2 separate regions of the Homo sapiens genome follow, and region 2 is linked to region 1. A link is an interaction called in ENCODE POLR2A ChIA-PET data of the cell type or tissue named here. Cell type or tissue: B cell. All regions are shown on one strand. Links, peaks and the distances in the headings refer to the core of each region. The heading gives the core; the rest is flanking DNA. Region 1 overlaps LOC107985563 (a long non-coding RNA gene). Region 2 has its middle 7.9 kb from the start of CYTH4.

Region 1 (8,020 bases), core at 3,788-7,787:
GTTGCTTTGTAGAAGGGGCTAGGGTTTGGGAGATTTGCCAGACACAATCAGCAGGGAGATCACGCGTGTTTTCATGAAGAATTACAGTGAGGTAGGTAACGGATGGAGACAAAATTTGAGCTTTGGAGGGGGATACCCGATATCCTTTGGAGAATAAATGTTAAAGGAGCAGGAGGGTGTCTTGTTGAGAAGATTCAAAGGAGGGGCTATAAAGTAGAAGATCATCAAAATATTGAATAATGTGAGAAGTAGATGGACGGAAAGAAAGTAAATCATGAGAAAGAACCTGGCTGAAGTAATGAGGGCTGTCCCTGAAGTCTTGTGGCAGGACAGCCCAGGTAAGCTGCTGGGACTGATGGTGTCAAGGTCAGTCCAGGTAAAAGCAAAGAGAGGCTGGTATGAGGGGTGCAGGGGAACAGTGAAAAAAGCATCTTTAAGATCAAGAACGGAATAGTGAGTTGTGGAGGAAGGTATTGAGGACAAAGAGTGTACGGGTTGGGCACCACCGGGTGGATAGGCAAAACAATTTGGTTGATAAGGCACAGATCCTGAACTAACCTGTAATACTTGTCCAGTTTTTGGACAGGTAGGACAGGAGAGTTGTAAGGAGAGTTTGTAGGCTTTAAAAAGCCATATTGTAACAGGCTGGTGATAAGAGGCTTTAACCTTTTTAAAGCCTGCTGTGGGTTGGGATATTGGCATTGAGCAGGATAAGAGTGATAGGGGTGGGACAGTTTTATAGGATTTGGGTGAGTAGTGGAAAATTACAGTCAAAGGGGATTTTTCTCTTGCGGGCAGGGGTGGGGGTTACAAGGTGCTTGGTGGGGGAGCTTCTGAGACTCATTGTCCAGGAGAACGGATTTCACAAAGTAATGTCATCAGTTCAGGCAGGAACCGGCCATTTTCACTTCTTTTGTGGTTCTTCAGTGCCTCAGGCCATCTGGATGTATACTCGCAGGCTGGGCTCAGAGGACTGACAGGTAGGAATTTGGGAAAGATAAAAAAAAAAAATCAGAGCTTAGTCCTCACGCCTATAACTAAAAATAGAATCCTTAGCCCCCACTTACCAACTTTGGCCCCTAGTGGCCAAAGGTATCTCAGAAAAACCTTAAAACTGAGTTCCTGGCCATGATGGGAGGGGAGGTCAGGCACGCCTCATTATCACCCCTCCCTTTTGCAGTTTAGACACAACTGACCAGCAGTAATGTTAAAACAGAATCATAAGACCGGCAGAACCAGAACAGACTCTTCATGGCAATCAGATACCAAATCACAACCAGGACCTCAGGCCGTGCCAGGCAAGGGTGAGGTCACACACCCTACACTTCAACAGTCAACTCTGTTCTGCCTGCCACAAGGTTTTTCTTTTGCTTGTTTAGCAGCTAAACAAGAACTGCCTCGAGATAAAGAAGATGAAAACAATCGCAGCTCATCCAGCGCGCTGACACGGAGCAACAGAGCCCCTGCTCCACAGCCCTAACTCCAGCTTTCCCTGGGCAAGAGACTGATTTCAGTAACTTCCTCCAGATCAGAAGACCACTGACAACAGACTGGTTCTGCATGGTTTACAGACCTGGCAAATTTCGGTGCCTTCATGTCCTGAAAAGACCCTTTGACATACAGGCTTAATTGTAGTACATTTAAATATTGTCCTTTAGGAGGCCGAGGTGGGTGGATCACGAGGTCAGGAGATCGAGACCATCCTGGCCAACATGGTGAAACCCCGTCTCTACTAAAAAGGCAAACATTAGCAGGGCGTGGTGGCGCACACCTGTAATCGCAGCTACTCAGGAGGCTGAGGCAGGAGAATCACTTGAACCCAGAATACAGACGTTGCAGTGAGCCGAGATCTCTCCACTGCACTCCAGCCTGGTGACAGAGTGAGACCCCATCTCAAAAAAAAAAAAAATTCCTCATGAGAGAGTTAAAGTTCGTCTTATTCTCACACTGAGATTTTGGAATGAGCTGTGTATTTTACACGTGCCAAAGTCTCTAATCAGAGCCCTATTTCAGGTGCTCAGTAGCTTCTGTGGTCAACCTTCAACTCCACGGGACAATGCTGTTCCAATGGCCTCCCCAGCAGAAGACAGGCAGGGAACAAGGCTGACCCCAGAGGGCCAGGCCACAGCAGGGGCTGAGGATGCCTGGTGAATGGATGCCTGGGAGAAAGGATGCCAGAATTCGTGCTCGAGGACATGATGAAACAGGGAAAGACTCAATAGAATAAAGAAGGAAGGGGACGGGTGCGGTGGCTCACGCCTGTAATTCCAGCACTTTGGGAGGCTGAGGCGGGCGGATCACGAGGTCGGGAGTTCGAGACCAGCCTGGCCAATACGGTGAAACCCTGTCGCTACTAAAAATACAACATTTAGATGGGCATGGTGTCACGAGCCTGTAGTCCCACCTACTTGGGAAGCTGAGGTAGGAAAATCCCTTGAACCTGGGAGACAGAGGTTGCAGTGAGACGAGATTGTGCCATTGCACTCGAGCCTGGCTACAGAGTGAGACTCTGTCTCAGAAAAAAATAAAAATTAAAAATAAAGAAGGAAGGAGAAGGATGGAAGCGAATCTCAATGAACAAAATGCACTGGGACCTACTATGTACCCAGAAAAATGAAAAGTAAATAAATAAAATAAGGACTTGCATGGTGGTTTATGCTCATAGTCCTAGAACTCTGGAACTCTGGAAGGCTGAGGCAGGAGGATCGCTTGAGCCCAAGAGTTTGAGATCAGCCTAGGCAACATGCGAAACCCATCTATACAAAAAGATATGAAAACATACAAAAAAAATTAGCCAGGTGTGGTGGCACGCGCCTGCAGTCCCAGCTAATCAGGAGGCTGAGGTAGGAAGATCCCTTGAGCCTGGGAGGTCAAGGCTGCAGTGAGCCCAGATCGCACCACTGCACCCCAGCCTGGGCAACAGAGAGAGACCCTGTCTCAAAAATAAATAAATAAGGAAATGCCCTGGGGCTCCAGGCCCACTCTCTGCTCCCATCGCCCCACTCCCGCACTCCTCCTGCTCCTAGTCTGAGCTCCCCCTGCCTTCCTCCTCCTCCTTCCCAGGTCAATCCTGAGACCCATAGTCATGCAGAAAGGTGCTTCCTCTCTTGGTTCTGCGACAACACACTGTCTCCTAACAAAAACTACCAGGTCACCTGGTACACATCTTGGAGCCCTTGCCCAGAGTGTGCAGGGGAGGTGGCAAGTTCCTGGCCAGGCACAGCAACGTGAAGCTCACCATCTTTGCCGCCCGCCTCTACTACTTCCAGTGTCCATATTACCAGCAGGGGCTCCACAGGCTGAGTCAGGAAGGGGCCTCCATGGAGTTCGTGGGCTACAAAGGTGAGACGTGGGGGGCTGAGGTGACTGGGTGCAGGAGGGACAGCATGGGGGGCAGATGGGTCTCCTGATATGGTGAACACCACCCGGACTGCGTGTATGTCCCAAATTACAATTCTTTCTTTGCGAATGACATGTGAAATTTAGAGGCTCTTCTCCACACTTTAAATTTGACTCAATATTTTCAAGGCAGATGTAAGTTATTAGAGAATGAGACTCTCTATAAAAATGACCCCTTCATGCTGTGGCCTCCACAGAAGATGCCCCGAGTCACGTGCCCACATGGCAGGCATTTATTTTCTCACAGATCTGGAGGCTGCAAGTACACGTTCGCGGGGTGGGTTGGGTTGTTTGCTCTGAGGCCGCTCCTCCTGGCTGGCAGAGAGTCTCTTCTGGCTGTGTCCTCTGTGGCCTTTCCTCTTTGCACCTGCACCTCTGGGATCTCTCTGCCTCCAAATATCAACTTTTTTTTTTTTTTGAGACAGAGTTTTGCTCTTGCTGTCCAGGCTGGAGTGCAGTGGCACAATCTCAGCTCACTGCTACCTCTGCCTTCCGAGTTCAAGCGATTCTCCTGCCTCAGCCTCCCCAGTAGTTGGGACTACAGGCATGCGCCACCACGCCCGGCTAATTTTGTAGTTTTAGTAGAGATGGGGTTTCTCCATGTTGCTCAGGCTGGTCTTGAACTTGTGAGCTCAGGTGATCCACCCTCCTCGGCCTCCCAAAGTGCTGGGATTACAGGTATGAGCCATTGTATCCAGGCTTTTTTTTTTTTTTTTTTTTTGAGAGGAGGTTTCACTCTGTTGCCCAGGCTGAAGTGCAGCGGTAGAATCACTGCTCACTGCAACCTCTGCCTCCTAGGTTCAAGCAATTCTCCTGCCTCATCCTCCTGAGTAGCTGGGATTACAGGTGCCCAGAACCACTCTACTAATTTTTGTGTTTTTTAGTAGAGATGGGGTTTCACCGTGTTGGCCAGGCTGGTCTCGAATTCCTGACTGCCCACCTCGGCCTCCCAAAGTGCTGGGATTAAAGGCATGAGCCAGGGCACTTGGCCACCCTTCTCCTTGATGGACCCCCGCCAAGCGAATTTGTGCCCACACTAGAGGTCTCGTTTAAAGTAATCATCTCGGCCGGGCGTGGTGGTTCACGCCTGTAATCCTAGCACTTTGAGAGGCTGAGGCCAGCAGATCACTTGAGGTCAGGAGTTGGAAACAAGCCTGGTCAACATGGTGAAACCCCGTCTCTACTAAAAATATAAAAAAATTATCCGGGCGTGGTAGTGGACGCCTGTAATCTCAGCTACTCCGGAGGCTGAGGCAGGCGAATCGCTGGAACCCGGGAGGCAGAGGTTGCAGTGAGCTGAGATCGTGCCATTGCACTCCAGCCTGGAAGACAGAGTGACGCTGCATCTCAAAAAGTAAATAAATAAAAAATAAAAAGAAATTAATTATCCGTTGGCTGGGTGCGGTGGCTCACGCCTGCAATCCCAGCACTTTGGGAGGCCAAGGCGGGTGGATCACCTGAGGTCAGGAATTCAAGACCAGCCTGGCCAACACGGCAAAACCCCATCTCTACTAAAAATACAAAAATTAGCCGGGCGTGGTGGCAGGTGCCTGTAATCCCAGCTACTCGGGAGGCTGAGGCTTGAATCGCTTGAACCAGGGAGGCAGAGGTTGCAGTGAGCCGAGATGGTGCCACTGCACTCCAGCTTGGGCAACGGAGTGAGACTCCGTCTCTAAAAATATTAATTAATGAATTAATTAATCATCTGTTGAAAAGGACCTGTCTCCAAATACAACCACACATTGAGGTAGAGGGGTTAGGGCTTCAATATATTGATTTTTGGGAGAAACAGGGCAACATGGCAACAAGCCACAGTCACTGTGGGCGGGCCTGAGTGGGGAGTGCAGGGGTTCCTGTCCTATGTGTCTGTCTCCCAGGGGAGTCCCGACCTGACCCTCACAGCCCCTCCACTCAGACCTTCCTGCGTGCTCCACCCACCTCATTCCTCCTACACCCAACAGCACCCAGCCCTCCTGCCTCCTCATGCCCCTCCCTTCTGAAATCCCTCCCAGCAGTGCAGCTCTGGGCTAGGACACAGCCTAGGGAACGTGACTGAGAAAGAGCCAAGAAAACACTCAGTGATGAAGTTGGTGTTTAAGTAAGATTTTCAGTGAAAAGTAGAATTGGGTACTACATGGAGGCTTGAGATGTTCAGAGCTTTTTGAGAAAGCAGAACAGAAAGTAGAAGGGCAACCAGGAACCAGAGGTGCCAGAGAACCGGAAGCGCGGGCCCTCCGAGGAGACAGGGAGTGGGCACCTGGATCTTGGGCCTGTCAACGAAGAGTCAAACTCAGTAAAATATTTGAAGAGATGTATTCTCAGCCAAATACGAGTGACCACGGCCTGTGACACAGCCCTCAGGAGGTCCTGAGAACATGTGCCCAAGGTGGTGGGGGTGCAGCTTGGTTTTATACATTTTAGAGGGGCATGGGCCATCAATCAAATACATTTAAGAAATACAGGAGCTGGGCGCGGTGGCTCACACCTGTAATCCCAGCACTTTGGGAGGCTGAGGCAGGTGGATCACGCGTTCAGGAATTCAAGACCACCCTTGCCAACATAGTGAAACCCCGTCTCTACTAAAAATACAAAAAATTACCCGGGTGTGGTGGTGTGCACCTGTAATCCCAGCTACTCGGGAGATTGAGGCAGAAGAATTGCATGAACCCAGGAGGCAGAGGTTGCAGTGAGCCAAGACCACACCACTGCACTCCAGCCTGTGGGACAGAGCAAGACTCTGTTCCAAAAAAAAAAAAAAAAAAAGAAAAGAAAAGGCCAGGCGTGGTGTCTCATGCCTGTAATCCCAGCACTTTGGGAGGCCAAGGCGGGCGGATCACGAGGTCAGGAGATGGAGCCCAGTCTGGCCAACATAGTGAAACCGCGTCTCTACTAAAAATACACAAAAAGTTAGCCGGGCGTGGTGGTGTGCACCTGTAAACTCAGCTAGTCAGGGGGCTGAGGCAGGAGAATCGCGTGAACCCGGGAGGCAGAGGTTGCAGTGAGCCAAGATTGCCCCACTGCACTCCAGCCTGGGCGACAGAGCAAGACACAATCTCAAAAAAAAAAAAAAAAAGAAAAGAAAAGAAAAAGAAAAAGAAAAAAGAAAAAAAGAAACAAAAAAAGTAAAGAAAAGAAATACATTGGTTTAGTCCTGAAAGGTCAGACGACTCAAAGTGAGGGAAGCGGGGTTGGGGGGCTTCCAGGCTACAGGTAAATTTAAACATTTTCTGGTTGAGGATGGGTTGAGTTTGTCTAGAGACCTGGCATCCATAGAAAGGAAATGTTCAAGTTAAGATAAAAGACTGTGGAGACCAAGGTTATTTTGAAGTCTCATAATGGCTGCCTTTAGAGATAATAGATGACAAATGTTTGCTATTCAGGTCTTTAAAAGGTCCAATTAGTTAATCTGTTTAGGACTGGGAAGGCCTAGAAGAAAAAGATCCAGCTATGTTAATAGAGGTTCTTTACAGATGCAAATTTTCCCCCACCGGGGACAACTTTGCAGGGCCATTTCAGATATGGCAAAGAAACATGTTTTGGGGTAAAATATTTTATCTTTCTTCTTTGTCACATAATGTTGTGTCTGAGTCAGATTGGAAAGTAACTCACAATATATAGGGTTAAATAAAACCCATTTGTGCCAGGCGCAGTGGCTCATGTCTGTAATCCCAGCACTTTGGGAGGCCGAGGCGGGTGGATCATCTGCAGTCGGGAGTTCGAGACCAGCCTGGCCAACATGGTGAAACCCCATCTCTACTAAAAATACAAAAATTAGCCAGGCATGGTGGCGGGGACCTATAATCCCAGCTACTTGGGAGGCTGAGACAGGAGAATCGCTTGAACCCGAGAGGCGGAGGTTGCAGTGAGCCGAGACCGCACCATTGCAGTCCAGTCCGGGCAAGAAGAGTGAAACTCGGCCTCCATTAAAATACAATAAGATAAAAAAATAAAAAATAGAACCCCTCTGATGAGGATGTATGGGTTGTAAGGCATGACTCCCCAGACCCCTTAGATAGGATTTTGGGCAAGATTAAATAAAACAAATCAGAGCTTAGTCCAAAGGCCTATGAACTAAAAATAAAGTCTTTAGCCCCCACCGATCCCCCCCAACTTTGGCCCCCAGTGGCCAGGGGTATCTCAGAAAAACCTTAAAACTGAGTTCCCAGCCATGATGGGAGGGGAGGTCAGGCACGCCTCATTATCACCCCACCCTTTTGCAGTTTAGACACAACTGACCAGCAGTAATGTTAAAACAGAATCATAAGACGGGCAGAACCAGAACAGACTCTTCATGGCAATCAGATACCAAATCACAACCAGGACCTCAGGCCGTGCCAGGCAAGGGTGAGATCACACACCCCACACTTAAACAGTCAACTCTGTTCTGCCTGCCACAAGATTTTTCTTTTGCTCTAGCAGCTAAACAAGCACTGCCTCCAGATAAAGATGAAAACAATCCCACCTCACCCAGCGCCCGGACACGGAGTAACAGAGCCCCTGCTCCACAGCCCTAATTCCTACTTTCCCTGAGCAAGAGACTGATTTCTGTAACTTTCTCCAGATCAGAAGACCACAGACCATGGACTAGTTCTGAATGGTTTACAGACCTGGCAAATTTTGG
Region 2 (11,152 bases), core at 4,131-8,130, 1.8 Mb before region 1:
TCTGTATGCAATCTGTATGGACAAAGCATTCAGGGCCTTTGAGCAAAAGGAAGAAAGCTGGAGGCATCACACTACCTGACTTCAAAACATACCACCAGGCTATAGTAACCAAAACAGCATGGTACTGGCATAAAAGTAGACACATAGGCCAGGTGCAGTGGCTCACAGCTGTATTCCCAGCACTTTGGGAGGCTGAGGCAGGAGTTCACTTGAGGTCAGAGTTCAAGACCAGCCTGGCCAACAAGGTGAAACCCCGTCTCTACTAAAACTACAAAAATTAGCCAACCATGGTGGCTTTTGCCTGTATTCCCAGCTACTTGGGAGGCTGAGGTGGGAGGATCGCTTGAACCCGGGAGGTGGAGATTGCAGTGAGCGGAGATGGCGCTGCTGCACTCCAGCCTGGGCAAGAAGTAAGACTCTGTCTCAGAAAACAAAAACAAAAACAAAAATGGACACATAGACCAATGGAACAGAATAGAAAACCCAGATATAAATCCACGTATTTACAGCCAAATGGTTTTTTACAAAGGCACCAAGAATATACACTGAGGAAAGGACAGTCTCTTCAGTAAGTGGACCAGGAAAATTGGATATCAGCATGCAGAAGAAGGAACCTAGACCCCTGTCTCCCACCACACACAAAAATCAGCTCAAAATGGATTAAAGACATAAATGTAAGACTCGAAACTAGGAAAGTACTAGAAGAAAGCATAGAGAAAATGCCTCAGGACATTGGTCTGGACAAAGTGTTTTTTTTTTTTATAAGACCTCGAAAGCACAGGCAACAAAAGCAAAAATAGACAAATGGGGAATGCAACAAGCCAAAAACATCTGCATGGCAAAGGAAACAATCCACAGAGAGAAGAGGCAACCTATAGAATGGGAGGGAATATTTGCAAACTATCCACCCAACAAAGAATTAATGTCCAGAACACAGAAGGAGCTCAAATAACTCAACAGGAAGAAAAAAAAATACAATTTTTAAATGGGCAAAAGACTTGAATAGACATTTCTCAAAAGAAGACATGCAGATAGCCAACAGATAACATGAAAAACAAATGTTCAACGTTGCCAGTCGTCAGGGAAATACAATAAAACCACAATAAGATATTATCTCACCCCAGTTAAAATTGCTATAATCAAAAAGACAGAACATGGCAAATGCTGGCAAGAATGCAGAGAAAGGGGAACTCGGCCACTGTTGGTGGGGATGTAAATCAGTACAGCTGTTATGGAAAACAGTCCGGAGCTTCCTCAAAAAACTACAACTAGCGCTACCATATGATCCTGCAATCCCACTCCTGGGTATATGTCCAAAGGAAAGAAAATCAGCATGTTGAAGAGATGTCTGTACTCCCATGTTTATTGTGTCATTATTCACAATAGCCAAGATATGGGAGCAACCTAAGTGTCTATCAGTGGATGAATAGATAAAGAAAATGTGATACATATACACAGTGGAATATTACTCAGCCATAAAAAATAATGAAATATCATCATTTGCAACAACACGGATGAGCCTGGAGGACATTATGTTAGTGAATTAAGTCAGGCGCAGGAAGACAAATTGTCTCTCATATGTAGGAGCTAAAAAGTCAATCTCACAGAGGCAGAGAGTAGAATGGAGGTCACCAGAGGATAGAAAGGGGATCGGGGAGCAGAGGGGAGGAAGAGATTGGTTAACAAGTACAAAATGACAGCCGGATAGGAGGAATGATCTCTATCGTTCTATAACACAGCAGGAAGTCTATAGCGGACGATTTTTGTATATTTCAAAATAGTTAGATGGGAAGATTTTGAAAATAGCTAGTGTTCCCCCAACACCAAGAAATGACACATGTTTGAGCCTTCAGATATTAACACCCCAGCCGACCTCAAGAAGAGCAGAGACCGGCTCTCCCAGGGGGACCCTGCCTAGACTGCGGATTCGTGAGCAAAATCAATGCTGTTTAAATCCACTAAGACGTTTCAAAGTCATTTGTTATGGAGCAGAACAGATAGGTATTCCATAAATATATGTTGAATGAATAAGGGAATAAACATTTCAGGGAAGACAGAGAAAGGAGAGGCTGCAGGGGAGACTGATGGGGGTGAGGAGGGTAGAGGGAATCAGAGAGTGAGAGTGAGTGACCTGAGGGCACACAGCAGGCTGGCGGCCAAAATTTTAAGTGTGGTGTCCCATGATGGATATCTTTATTCTGCCTTTCTTCCTTCCCTCCTCCTTTCCTTTTATATTGAGAATCTCCATCTCCCACATACACAAAAAGCTAGGAATACAAAAGTAGAAGATCAAGACCAATGAGAAAAGCAGAGGGAAATATGCCAAATGATGAGTTGTTGCTGATGAGATTCGGATTGGCCTGAGCTTCCTGGCAGCTGGGGCAAAAAGGGAAACAGGATACATTACTCAGTTCTCCTTACTGGAAAAGGAGAAGCATGTCAGTTTCTTAGCGAGATGGGTTTTCTTAACACCATGCCAGGCGAAAGCTCTTACGTGCTCTGCTGTAAGAGGCACTGGGTGACATCATGCCCTCAACAGCAAGCAAAGAAGTGGCTTCCTTGTTACTTAAAAGAACTTCTTCGCTGAAGGCCGAAGCCCAGAGCATGTCCTGACATCTTTACAGAACCTGGAGGACAGCATGGCCCTTACTGGGGTCACAGGCATCTGAGAGCATGTTTGAAATAATGATTCCAGGTCCCTCCATCGGAGAGACAGACTCAGAACTTGGGAGTCTATATCTTAACAGATACCCCAGGTGAGGCTGGTGTGTATCCAGGTTTGAGTTTCCCTCCCTAAGATCATCTTTCCTAAATCTCAAGAAAACACAGCCAGCCCCTGTCTTCTGCCTTTGCTCCCTCTGATCTTCCCAAGCTGCTGAGACATTCCACGGTATCCGCATTTTACAGATGGAAAGGCTGAGCCTGACTGATGCTGCTGCAGCTCACGGGTGGAGGCACTGAGGTTCAAAGCCAGGGTGACTCATTGGAATCCAAGGAGCTGCTGGCTGACACCAGAAAGAAGCTAGTCCTCCCAGCACTTTGGGAGGCTGAGGCGGACAGATTACCTGAGGTCAGGAGTTCGAGACCAGCCTGGCCAACATGGTGAAACCCCACCTCTACTAAAAATACAAAAAAATTAGCTGTGCATGGTGGCGCATGCCTATAATCCCAGCTCCCGGGGAGGCTAAGGCAGGGGAATCGCTTGAACCCGGGAGGTGGAGGTTGCAGTGAACCGAGATTTCGCCATACTCAGGATTTTGCCTTCTGGAGTGTAAAGTCAGACAGGGGCACTTCATGTGACACACATCAGCCCTTCACAAACACGACCCAGCCTCATTCCTTCAAGAAGCGTGTTTTGACCATCTATTGTGTGCCAGGTTGTTGTAAGTGCTGGAGATGCAGCAGGAAGCCAGACCAGCCCAGTGTACTAACTAGATGTAATATATTAACTGTATTTTCTTACTTTCTATATTCTTGAGGCTCCGGCATCTGGGACCTCGTGACTAAGAATTAGCACCTCTCCCAGGGTTAGCTAATTCCTAGAGAGAGAAAATGACTTTCACATGCAAACCAACCAATTCTGAGGTGCCCCTGTCTAGCTTTACACTCCAGAAGGCAAAATCCGGAGCATCTTTTCTTTTCTTTTTTTTTTTTTCCATTCTGTTGCCGAGGCTGGAGTGCAGTGGTGAAATCTCAGCTCACTGCGACCTCTGCCTCCCAGGTTCAAGTGATTCCCCTGTCTCGGCCTCCCACGTAGCTGGGATTACAGGAACACACCACCACGCACAGCTAAATTTTTTGTATTTTTAGTAGAGACGGGTTTCACCATGTTGGCCAGGTTGGTCTCGAACTCCTGACCACAGGCAATCCACCCACCTCGGCCTCCCAAAATGCTGGGATTACAGGCGTCAGCCACCACACCCAACCCTGAGTATCTTTCAAAATACCCAGCCCTGGCCCCAGCACAGTGGCTCACGCCTGTAATCCCAGCACTTTCGGAGACAAAGCAGGAGGATCCTTTGAGCCCAGGGTTTAGAGACCAGCCTGGACAACATGGCAAGACCCCTGTCTCTACAAAAAAAAAAAAAAATTAGGCATGGTGGCATGTGACTGTAGTCCTACTACTTGGGAGGCTGAGGTGGGAGGATCGCTTGAGCCTGGGAGGTCAAGGCTGCAGTGAGCTGTGTTTGCTCCACTGCACTCCAGCCTGGGCAACAGAGCTAGACCTTGTCTCAAAGAAACACAAAACACAAAATCATCCAGCCCTGCCCTCAGAGCCCACAGAAGTGTTTCGGCCACTCAGTTTTCAAAGCAGGAGGACCCGGGGAGCCCCAGCGCTGCCCTGGGGTGGGGTTGGTTCTGGAGGGTGTCCAGCAAGTAGCCCTGGCCTCCCCCACGCCCCAGGGCCCATAAATGTGGACGTAGAAGCCAAAGACACAAGAACACAATGGCAGAAATGGGGACAGAGGGACCCAGCGATCACGTGTAACCGGAGATCCTGTGTGAATCCATTTGGTTGGAGCTCTACAATTATACTTTCGGGCAAAAAATGAGACTCCGTGGTAGACTGAAGCGGACACGGGTTTAACTACTGATTTCAATCTTTTAAAGGACTCCCACAGACACTGAAGGAGTGGGCTCCGAAAGAGCTAGAACTCACGTCCCAGAAAGATGAGTCAGCCTTAACCATGACCACTCAGAAGTCACAACCAAACTCTGGGCTGGAGCCCTGGCCTGCCACTGAGGACTCCCTGAACCTCAGTTTCCTGGTCTGTCAAATGGGAAACAGTCACCTTCAGATGACAGGATTGCAGGTTCCAGCCTTACCCTCCCCGTGGGGAGAGGGTCCTCCGGACTTTCCTCTTAGCCTGCCGTCCTCTCCCGTGCCCTGCTCTCCTCCTCCTCCTCTCTACTCAGAAACACCTCGGGCCTCTTGCAGCTTGACTTAAGTCAAGTTGCTTCTTTCCCGAAAACACCCTCTTCAACCCACCCCCTCGGGCTGCAGCGGATCCCACCTCTCCCAGCCCTCGTCCCTGCCCCACCTCACACCCTCCACTTCCTCCCCTCCTTTCCTCCCCACCGCTCACCCCCAGCCCCTTGCTGACCCCATGGACATTGGAGACCTCCACCTCCCAGCAGCCAGGGATATGGCCAGTCACTTCCTGGAAGGCCCTCATCTGGGAGCCTCTGACCACACCTGGGTTCCTTCATCCATCCCTCTGCTGCTCCCCCTTATTCCCATGATGGCCCCTCCAGGATCTCACAGGCTGGTCCCTTCATTCCCACCAGCAGCCCCCTCCTCCCCACCTCCCACCTCGATGCTGCCAATGCCAGGGGCTATGTTCCCAGGATCCCTTGCATCCAGGTGTGAGCATGGACCCACCCTGGCCACAGGGGCTGAGCGCAGCCAGGGTAGGCATGGTCAAGTCAGGATGTGACACCTGAGACTGCAGCAGCCATCTGTGACCTCAGGGAGGAGTGACACAGAGAGAGGCTGCCCCTGGTTTGTCTGGAACCTCCATCCATCCCACCCCATGACACACCTCCTGGGCCCGCAGGAGACCTTGGGCTTCCTCCAGGCCCCTACCGCAGTGACTTTGGCGCGGGGCAGAACCCAGGGCCCCTCTTCGTGCACGTGATACGCATGCATGCACTGGACCTGCAAGTGTGTTTTCCTGTCCCTAGCAGAAAAGGGCCCAGTCCCAAAACTACAGCTGCCTGGTTGGAAAGGGGAAGTGGGAGTCAGGGAGCAGCTGAGTCGAGGGTAGAGGCCCAGGGGCGTGGGGGAGAGGGAGAAACCCAAAGCAGAACTAGACCAGCCTCGTGCCCAGCGCCTCTGCATTCCCTCTCAAGCCACCCAGCCCTTACATTTGGCTGTTCCTACAGCCAGGGACACCGTCTCCTCACCTTCTCCCTCAAAAAGTCCTGTTTGACCTTCAATAGTGTCAAACTACTGATTTCAATCCTCAGACCAAACAGTCAAGACTCCAGATGAGCATTCATGCTCACTGAATGGGTTAAGAGCCCCTCTGTGCCCTGGGCTTATCGCAGAGCATGGGTGCTGGCTGTTTAATTTTCTGTCCCCAGCACCCAGCTGTCAGCCTGGCTCAGAGTCTGTGCTCAGAACTCGTAGCCATCTACGAGGTATGAGGTATGAGATAATCTCACCTAAAATTGTCCCTCCATTTGAAATCCCAGCACTTGATTCCCCCGCTTGGGTTGAAGTGCCCATAGATGCAGGATGCACACCATCTCCAGACGGCAGGACCAGGTGCTCAGACATCCGCGTGTGTGGCACACCTGTCACTCGAAGCTGGGCTATGTCCTTCCTGGCTTGCTTTTGCAATCCCTTCATCTACACAGGAGAGGAGGCCTGACTACATTCGCTTTGCAGACAGGGACACAGACGCAGAGGTAAAGTCGCAAATCCCACACTGGTAATGTTGGGATTTGAACCCAAGTCCAGGGGTTCTCAGGCAAGAGGGAGGTCACCTACGTGGGACACCGTTAAGGAGAAACGGAGAAGGCAGCTTTGGCCCCCACCCTGCTCAGCCTCTGCTAGGCGTCAAGGCTGGTGTGTGTTAACATGCGGAGACTGACATTCTGGGCTCCCGCAAGCACCCTGAATGTGGCCACCACCCTGTCCACCTTCTCTCCCCACGCTCCTCCCAACCCCTTTTCCCACAGCTCCTACCCTCTCTTTTGTTGTTGGTGGTGATGAATAAAATGTCTAAATACCAAGAAGATTCAAATCACCGTAAATCCTACAACACAGGGACAGTGACTGTCACCACATTGGTGACTGTCCTTTCCAGATAAGATCTTTCATCATCTGCTTACCTGGGAGGCAGTGAGTGGGCGAGCCACGAACCACATCCAGCCCATGGCGTTGGCCTCCACCATGTTCTCCAGCTCAGCATTTTGCCATTTTGTCAAACTACTTGAGGATGAATCTCACACAAAAGCAGATGAATGCAGCCATGCTTGGAAAACAGAGAAACCAGCCATCCTGTACTCTTGTCTCTCCATGGTGGCAGTCAGCTGGGGCCAGGACCAGCTGCCCACTTCATATGGGACAAGCCACTCCATTTTGCTACAGTCCCCACCGTTCCCCGCTGTGTCCCTAAGTGGGCCCACTCCCCTCATTTGCTTATTGTCTCACCCTTCAGGGCATTCAAGCTGGCAACCCCTGCTCTAGGCCTCTCCAACCGCTAACATCGATCAAAAACTGACGACAGACCGAGCGCCACTCCAACACACTTGACACAGCTTGACTCAGAGATCCCGTCACCAATGATATGAGGCAAGCACCCTTATTATGCCTATTTTACAGATGAAGAAACTGAGGCTCAGGGAGGTGAAGTCAATCACCTAAGACCATGGTAAGAAAGTGGCAAGGCTGGAATTTGAGCCCAGACCGTCTGGATCCCGAGTCTGGGCTCCCGATCCCCAGGCTACATGAAAACACACAAACTCACAGTTCTATGTCGAGGATAACTTTCCATGTTTATCAATATAACCTAGGATCAAAAATAGCAAGAGGGGGCCAGGTGCGATGGCTCATGCTTGTAATTCTAGCACGTTGGGAGGCTGAAGCGGGCTGATCACTTGAGGCCAGGAGTTCAAGACTAGCCTGACCAACATGGTGAAACCCTGTCTCTACTAAAAAAAAATACAAAAAGTTATCTGAGCATGGTGGTGTGTGCCTGTAGTCCCAGCTACTCGGGAGGCTGAGGCATGAGCATCATTTGAGCCTGGGAATCAGAAGTTGCAGTGAGCTGCCACTGCACTCCAGCCTGGGAGACAGAGAAAGACTCTGTCTCAATAAATAAATACATAGCAAGAGTGAATGTTGTTTTTATCTGCCTAGCTTTCCTTTTTTTAGAGAAATGCCCCTCACCTTGTGGCTCTGGTGGGCCTGTCCATCCCCTCTCACCTCCCTTCTGGCCACATGGCTGGGCACATAACCCAGGCCTGACCCATCATGCTGTTTCTCCCACGCTGTTGCAATGATTGTTCCAGGGGTGGGGCACATGACCCAGGCCTAGCCAATCACAGTCTTTTCCTGGGAAATTTCTCTTTGGTAAGCCCTCTCTCTGAAATCAAAGATGATTTGATGTGAGCCTGGAACTGAGAGACAGAGAGGGAGGGAGAGAATTAACAAGGACACTTAAGAGTCTCGGGTAGGCTGGGCACGGTGGTTCACGCCTGTAATCCCAGCACTTTGGGAGGCCAAGGAGGGCAGATCACGAGGTCAGGAGTTCCAGCCTGGCCAACATGGTGAAAGCCCATCTCTACTAAAAATACAAAAAAAAAAAAAAATTAGCCAGGCGTGGTTGCAGGTGCTTGTAATCCCAGCTACTTGGGAGGCTGAGGCAGGAGAATGACTTGAACCCTGGAGGCGGAGATTGCAGTGAGCCAAGACCGCACCACTGCACTCCAACCTGGGCAACAGAGTGAGACTCCATCTTAAAAAATAAAAATAAAAAAGAGTCTCTGCTATCTCTATCCCCAAGGCCAACCCCGTTCCAGACTGTTGAGAGACTGAGCCGCTCAGTTCCCATTTAAGCTGGTCTGAGTTAACATTACATACAACTGGAAGTAGATGCTTGAATCCTACATCGTAATTCTTCTCTTTCATGACTCGCACTGACCCATCATCCAGACACGGTACAATTTTTTTAACCATTCGCTCTCCGATGAGCCTTTGAGCTCTTCCCCAAATTCTCTGTTATCAGTGGTGCTAGGAGGAGCCTCTGCGTTACGGGCAAGTTCTAGAACTTGAACATCAGCATGTGCCCCACTGCCCTTGACCCCCATCCCTGCCTATGGCTTACTGGGTCGCAGGCCCTCCTTCCTGGATCCAGCTTCCTTCTCTCCCATTGCCCGTGCTCTTGGTCACTGGATGAGGAGTGACAGGTCTGGGGGAAATCAGGCACATCTAGAGAGATCTGTGCTCTGGAAACCCTACTCACAGCTCAGGTTCACAGGCAGACCTTCAGCAGTTTCAGGATGCTCCACTATGAGAGCCTCCAGGACGCTGTCTCCAGTTCTGAATCCTTGAGGAAAAAATCAGAAATCAGAGAAAATGAGAAAGGGGAAGGACTGCAGAGAGGATTCACTCCCCCAACACACACCTTGCCCACCACCTGCCACCTCCCATCTGGCCTAGTGACTCAACCATGTGCCCCATGAGGGCAGGACGTTTGTCTGTGCCAATGCCAGGAACAGTGCACGGCTCATAGCAGGCCTTCAATAAACATCAAAGGAATAAATAAATGAATGGATGGATGGATGGATGGATGGATGGATGGGCACTCTGACTGTGCAGCCAAAATGGGCTTAAGGGCAGATTCTGCTTCTAACTCACTCTGTTAAGTCCCTTCCCTCTCCCAGCCTCCGTTTCCCATCTGTAAGATGAGGCCATGGAATCAGACCTCCTCTAAGCTTCTTCCATCTCTCTCGCCCTTGGGCCATTGGCATCACGTGAGGAATTCTGAGCTTTTGGACAAACAGAAGATGTTACCCAGATGGTTTTGCTATTATTTGATTCAGATGCTAGACCCTTCCTATCTCTCCCTCAAAGGAAGTGCAGGGAGTGGGGAGGGCAGGTCGGTGAACTTCTGAAATGTTTAAAGTGACGCTTGTACAAGCTGAGTGTGGGGATCTGAAGTCAGACAGTTCAGGGCTTGAATCTGAACTTTGCTTTCTCCTGGCTGCGTGACCTTGGGCAAGTGATTTAACCTCTCTGAACTCAGTTCCCTCATCTATGAAAGAGGGGTTGTAATAATGTAATTTGTTGAATGGTGGAAAGGGTTAAATGAGATGACAAGCACTTAGCACAGTGTCTGGCACTCCATAGCAGGCACTCCAGAAATAGCAGTGATGGTTTTTTTAGGACCTCCCAGATCTCGTGTTTGGAGACTCTCATTTGTTGTCCCAGAACCAACTGCGGATCCCCTGCCTGGTACACAGGTGGGAACCAGAGCCTGATGTAGCGCAGAAGGACTGATCTCAGGCCAGAAAGTTTTAAGGGGATTCCTTCCCGTTTTCATCCTTCCTCCTACCTGGAATTTAGACATGATAGCTGGAGATCAAGCAGCCACTTTGGACCATGAAGAGAATTTGAGGACAGCAGCCGAAAGTTAGAAGGATCCTGGATCCATGCCCAGGCTGCTACAGGGCAGCCATGTGTTGCCCACTTCAGGTTTCTTTCTTGTAAGAGATCAATAAACCTCTAGTTTCTTTAAACCATTATTATTATTTGGGTTTTCTGTTTCATGTAGGCAAACCTAACCTGAACTGTCTCCATTTTGTAGATGATTTTAAATGATTAAAAATGAGGCTCGGAGGGGAAGGAAGAAGATCACACAGCTCACAAGAGCTGAGTCAGGATTCAAATCCAGTTCTCTGTGACTCCCCTGGGTCCAGCTTCCTGCTCTCCTCATTGCCTGTGCTATTGGTTCCCAGCAAATCTTGCAGCCAAACCTGGACAAGGAGTGACGGAGAAAATGATGAAGTCAGTTCTGCTAAACTCTTTGCTGCTCACAGTGAAAGAGTCCCTCCCTCCCAGGCTGTCTGCATATAAGCCGTTAAACATGACCAGCGTTGTGGGAAAGAGGGAGGGGAGGTGTCATCACAACGGACCTCACAGAGGAGGTGGTATTTGAGGTATGTCTTAGAGAATAAGACAGTAACAATAGCTGAACCACACAACCGTGACCATCCATCAGACAAAAGGGAAGTGTCAGATGCCAAACCGTGGCCTGGTCAAGACACATTTACTGGATCAGCCGCAAGATCAGGCAGCCTTCCCCAAGGCCATCCCAGGTTCAGTGGTTTACTAGGTGGACTCCCAGGACTCAGCTCATGGTCATACTTACGGCTATGATCTATGGCAGTGAAAGGACTCAAAGCAGAATCCGCAAAGGCGCCGTGGCGAAGTCCAGAGGAAACCAGGGGCAGCTTCCAAGAGTCTGCTCCCAAAAGAGTCACACGGGACACGCTCAATTCCTCCAGCAACAAGTCGTGAAAGCACCTGTGAGATGGGATGCTGCCAGGGACGCTAGGCAAATAGGTTAGGCCCAGTAAGCCACTCTCATCAGTTAGGGTGGTGGGAGCCCTCCCCAAATCCAAGCTCCCAGGTGCCAGC

What was found. Peaks named below come from ENCODE experiments on the same cell type or tissue, not always from the same donor. Only the 100,000 strongest peaks of a DNase experiment are listed, where the experiment ranks them.
Region 2: POLR2A ChIA-PET joins it to region 1 with 9 read pairs; 1 of 35 experiments calls an interaction of 5 or more read pairs at or near these places.

Annotation. Positions count from the first base shown.
Region 1 is chr22:39,067,330-39,075,349 of GRCh38, forward strand. It overlaps LOC107985563 (a long non-coding RNA gene), which reads left to right. Exons shown (of 2, transcript XR_001755547.2): 2 at 1,380-2,646. Among named protein-coding and RNA genes, the nearest start is that of APOBEC3G, 5.9 kb to the right of the region's middle. RefSeq lists enhancers at 2,243-2,746, 2,747-3,251 and a silencer at 5,497-5,576. In B cell, for the core only: no CTCF peak of the experiment used is centred there; DNase peaks (open chromatin) are centred at 5,502 and 6,312; H3K4me3 peaks cover 1,430 bases; H3K27ac peaks cover 3,963 bases.
Region 2 is chr22:37,268,988-37,280,139 of GRCh38, forward strand. No RefSeq gene overlaps it. Among named protein-coding and RNA genes, the nearest start is that of CYTH4, 7.9 kb to the right of the region's middle. RefSeq lists an enhancer at 5,496-5,665. In B cell, for the core only: no CTCF peak of the experiment used is centred there; a DNase peak (open chromatin) is centred at 5,694; H3K27ac peaks cover 430 bases.